Linked DNA regions of Homo sapiens: region 1 is linked to region 2. A link is a loop called in an ENCODE intact Hi-C map of the cell type or tissue named here. Cell type or tissue: B cell. All regions are shown on one strand.

Region 1 (2,500 bases), 260 kb before region 2:
TTGCGTCTAACAAGCACCCGTGGCCCCTCAGTGGGTTCAGAGTCAACTGGAAGGGTCTCAGTCAGCACAGAGGTAAGAGTGTGCCCCTGCAGACACAGCCAGTCCTCCAGAAAGGAGCTGGGTCTTGGAGGGGACAGCCCCGCTCATCCCTCCATCACACTTTCCAGGCTCCACAGCCCAGCCCCAGCCAGGAGTTCAGGAGTTTAAGACCAGCCTGGGCAATATAATGAGACCCCATCGCTATAAAAAGTTGTTTATTTTTTTTTTAATTAGCCAGGCTTGGTGGCATACACTTGTAGTCCAAGCTACTTGAGAGGCTGAGGCAGGAGAATTGCTTGAACCCAGGAGGTCAAGGCTACATTCACTGAACTATGATCATGCCACTGCACTCCTGCCTGGGTGATAGAGAATCCTGTCTGGAAAAAAAAAAAAAGCTGGGATTTAAACACAGGATATCCGGGGTCCCTATCACCCTCATGGGGCTGGCATCCAGAAATCCCATAATATCCCAAAACACCAACCTCTTCCCTACAAACAAGGCCCAGGACAGAGCTATGACCAAGAGGTGGGGAGCTCAGGGGACCCCATCGAATTACTTCCCTCTGCCTTGCAGGAGCAAGTTCAGGCCAGCGAACTCCAGGAGGGCCTCCTCCTCCAGGAAGCCTGCTGAGCAACCCCACACACACTCCCTTATCCCTTCCCTGCAACTAAGGCAGGACTGTGGTCTCCTTATCAAATACTGGCTGGCTGGGTCCAGGTTCTCCAGCCAGAAGACCTGCTGGAAGCAAGAGGCTGGGACTCCATACTGCAACTGCAGGGCCAGGTCCCTGGGTGCTCGGAAAATCCTTCCCCAGTCCAGCTGATCTGGCAGCGTCCCCAGCACAACCACAGCCCTTGCAGGGAGTATGTTCTAGAAACCCCCAGCTTTCACAGATGCAGACAGGACACCCACTTCCTCACCCGGCCACTGTTGGCAGAAACCACAGCCTGGCTTCCTCCGGCCGAGCCTCAGCAGGCTCAGGGCTGCTTTGGGGCCCTGTTGGCCTCAAAAAGGGGAAGTGGGGACCTTGGAGTGAGGGGGGCATGGAAGCCTCCAGGGAAGAGGCCCCGCTCAGGCCCCTGGGCCCACACCCTGCCTGGGACGCCACGCAGCTCCAGACAAAAAACCTGCATGCTCCGTCTCGCGCCCCCGGTCCTGCCGGCTCTCGGCTCCCCTGGTAGGCTGGGTCTCAGGCAGATTTTTCATTTGCCAAGGGAATCTCATATTAACGCGAACTCTCTCAAGAGACCCTGAGCTCCATGAAGCCAGCAGCTGCTCTGCCCAGTGCAAGCCTGACCTAAGAGGCCCCCAGTAAACCTCGTGGGACCCAGGGATTCAATGTTGCTGGTATTCAAGGTCCCATCCCCCCAAGCCCAGCCCTCTCTGTCCCCAGAGCCCTGTGGCCCCCATGCCCTGCTCTCCCAGGCACCTCCCGTACCAAGAGGCCTTCCCAGTGTGGGTCCAATATCCCGGCCCCTGACTTGCCAAACTGTCGTGGTGGGATCTGTGTGTGTGTGTCCCGCAGCTGGTCCTGGCAAACACCTGTGACGTGAATGGCCGAGCAGGGTAGCCAGCCAGAATCCTGCACCAGGCCCAGGGTGGGGAAGCACGCAGAGTGGCATGGGTGAGGGAGGAGGGCGCCACAGCCAAAGGATGAGGGCAGATGAAGAAAGGGCCTCCCTCAAGATCGGGAAGCACCTGCTGCACCTGCCGCACCTGCCTTACCTGCCACAGCACACCTCTCCCAGCTACGCTTGGCCTCTGGGAGGATGCCTGCACCCAATCCCAGCTCTGCTACCAATGGCCTGTGAATAGCAGTCGCCTGCACACTCTGGCCTCAGTTTCCTCATCAGTAAACTGGGGGTGCTGATAACCAGGTTGTCTGCACAGGTCATGATGTCCAACAGGCCAAGCTTGCAAGACAAATTGGCAAATGGCCAAGAAGGCACGCTTAGTGTCAGAGGAAGCCCTGCAGGGTCAGAGCCCAACCATGGGGTCCAGGGAGAGGCAGGTGCAGAGTGGGCAGGCCCCCCACCGCATCTCCTAACAGCCTGCAAAGTTGCCGAGCAGGGGCAAAGACTGAAATTCCCCAACGGCATGAGCCCCCAGCCAACCCTGCTCCCCCTCCATAGCCCCCAAGCACCCCCAGGCTGACTTTGTTCCCACTCCCAGGGCACAGGCTGCTGATCAGTCTTGGGGACCAGAAACCTGCATTCCAGTCCCAGCTTAGCCACCAACCTGCTCTGTGACCCTAAACAAGTCTCTTGCCTGACCTGTGCCTTAGTTTCCCCTCTTGCAAAGGAGGGGCTGTGTCAGACCTCTGAGGCCAGCTCTGGCCTAGTTGGGACTGGGCTGGGGGTGGAGGCTGAATCAGTTAATGAAAAGGATAGGCAACTGGAGAAAAACTGAGGGAAAAGGCTGATGTTCTCACCTGGCCCCAGAGAGCTACTTCTAGGGATG
Region 2 (2,500 bases):
TAAGAAAACTTGCTGATTTACTTTTAGAAGCTTCATAAATGGTATTGGGAGAAATAAGCAGCAGCCTCGGCCAGCGCCAAAAGCGAACATTTTCAGGGTTGCAAATAAAATTAAAATCAGGTCGAGTTTTAGCTCTCTGGGAACCAAGAACTTCCTATTAGAACCACGTAGTGCCTAACATCAAAGTCTTCGAGGTCTACCTGACTGCAATTACCCGCCTCCGGTTTCCAGCTCTTATATTTAATTAATGGCTACGCCGTCTGGCCTTACTAGACTTCTTGACACTGATAGCGAGTGGGTGTGGAAAGACATTCCCCTTGCCCCCTCCGAAGGGGTACAGGTGATCTTCGTGGCACCCAGGCAGCGCCTAGTTCTAGAAGACAGGGGCGTCTAAGCTGCTCCGAGTGAGTGGTGGGGTATCCTTTCCGCAGTGGTGTGCTTTAAACTTTAAAACACCGAGCAGCACTTCCTAACCTTGGCAGTTACCGGAAACCACCGCAGGAATCAGGGATACAACTCGCGGGGCTGTGAGAATGAAATGAAATGAATTAGCAGGCTGCAATGCACGAAGTGCAAGTGTCTGCCAGTGAAAAGAAAATAAAAATAGAAGCTGGCGAGGAGGTCGACCCTCTAGGTTTGTGGGGACTCAGGGAGCTGAGGCACCGCCCCCCGCGTCTGGCCAGGTACGGCCGCCTACGCGCCCCCAAGCTCCGGGCCCCTAGCTCCATCCTCTGCGGCCTCCTCCCGGGGCGGGGGTCTTCACGACGCCGGCTCCTCCGGAGCACCGCCAGCTTCCGAGGGGAGACGGGGGACGGGCCCGGGCGGCCCACCCTACCTTCCGCCTGCTCCAGCGAGTTCATGTCGGGCGGCAGCTCGGGTCACCGCCGCTGCCCTGTCCGCATCGCAGCTTCCGCGGCCCCCGCCCGGCCCGCAGCGCCAACTCCCACCTCTAACCGCTCCCCGCTGCCCCTCCCCGTCGCACCGCCCCTTGCCTAGACCCGCTACGCTCATTGGATTCCTCTACTAGACCTCCAACTAAGACAGCTTTCTATTGGCTGTCTCTTGCACCGGCCTCGGCGCCTAGCGTTGGACGGTCAGCCGGAGGGACCAAGAACTGCCGGCGGCCAGGCGGGCGTAACGCTGGCGTCGCCTGCTGCCCCGGGGAGGAACTGCAGCCCTCCGGAGCCAGTTCGTTCATTCATTTATCCCCCGTTCCCCGCTTGGTTCTTTCATTCGTCAAATGTTGATTGAGCGCCCACTACCTTCCAGGCATTATTCTGGTCGCTAGCGAGGGATACAGAAATCAAAGAGCTGGTTCTGTCCTCAAGGATCTCAAGGAGTAATGAAATCTGTACAGAACTAACTAGAACCCTAAATAACCAGTTTCCTTAATTATGGTATCCTAGATAACCAACCCCTTAAGTAAACACTTCTCTCTTGGTTACTTTCCTCTCACATCACCCAGCTTTCATAATTCCTAAATGAGGCAAAGTGTAAGCCCAAATACCTATAACTTAAGAAGAGATCTGTAAGGGATTGACTACATTTGTATTTGATCACAAGGCCTTCTTGTTCATTTATTGGTGGCATTCTTTCATTCAAAATCATTTTATTGCCTAACATGCTAGACACTGTATTGATACGCGTGTGAGCCAGGTAGACAGGATTCCTGCCCGCAAAGAGGAAGGGCTACAGCAGGCAACAAACATGCAAATAAGTAATTGATTTCAAATAAGAATAGTTGTGTTAAAATAGAGATCCTGGCCGGGCGCGGTGGCTCACGCCTGTTAATCCCAACACTCTGGGAGGCTGAGGCGCGTGGATCACTTGAGGTCAGGAGTTGAGACCAGCCTGGGCAACATGACAAAACCCTGTTTCTACTGAAAATACAAAAAAATTATCCAGACGTGGTGGTGCATGCCTGTAATCCCAGCTCTTTGGGAGGCTGAGGCACGAGAGTCACTTGAACCCAGGAGACGGAGGTTGCAGTGAGCCACTGCACTCCAGCCTGGGTGACAGCGTGAGACTGTCAAAAAAGAAAAAGAAAAAAAAAAGAATCTAAGACTGATGGGCTAGATTTTTTTGTGGCAGTAACATACCAACTTATAAACAAGACCTAAGGCCCTGCCAGGCAAGGGTTAAATCACTCAAGACCCAGACACTTAAAGAATAAACGATGTTCTAACTGCCACAATGTTCGTTTTTTTCCTCTAGCAGCTAAACAAGCAATATTAAAACAATTGCAGCTTACCAAGTACCAGTCACTGACTAACTGATCCCTTTGTTCCACAAGCCATAACTCCTGCTTTCATTAGACAAGAGACTGATTTCAGTAACTTTCTCCTGATAAGAGACCACCCACCATAGATTGGCCCTAGCCAGTCTACAGAGGCTGCACAATGAGTGCCTTTATGTTCTCTGCTTCGCCTTTTGACGTAAAGGGTCTAACTGTAATGCATTTAAATGTTAAGTCTCTACCCCAAAGTGAACATGTGACCCA

What was found. Hi-C counts contacts between places; a loop is a spot of excess contacts. Peaks named below come from ENCODE experiments on the same cell type or tissue, not always from the same donor. Only the 100,000 strongest peaks of a DNase experiment are listed, where the experiment ranks them.
Region 1: a loop joins it to region 2, with 6 times the contacts of the local background. A loop is called at or near these places in 3 of 110 quality-filtered maps.

The regions. Positions count from the first base shown.
Region 1 is chr16:50,280,647-50,283,146 of GRCh38, reverse strand. The region is part of intron 1 of ADCY7 (adenylate cyclase 7); the gene reads right to left. Among named protein-coding and RNA genes, the nearest start is that of MIR6771, 11 kb to the left of the region's middle. In B cell, no CTCF peak of the experiment used is centred here; DNase peaks (open chromatin) are centred at 996 and 1,882; H3K4me3 peaks cover 1,623 bases; H3K27ac peaks cover 2,500 bases.
Region 2 is chr16:50,023,676-50,026,175 of GRCh38, reverse strand. CNEP1R1 (CTD nuclear envelope phosphatase 1 regulatory subunit 1) reads right to left here and starts at 951. Exons shown (of 6, transcript NM_001281789.2): 1 at 836-951. The coding sequence starts at 860. RefSeq lists a silencer at 638-947 and an enhancer at 761-1,262. In B cell, a CTCF peak has its summit at 1,160; a DNase peak (open chromatin) is centred at 1,035; H3K4me3 peaks cover 1,451 bases; H3K27ac peaks cover 1,656 bases.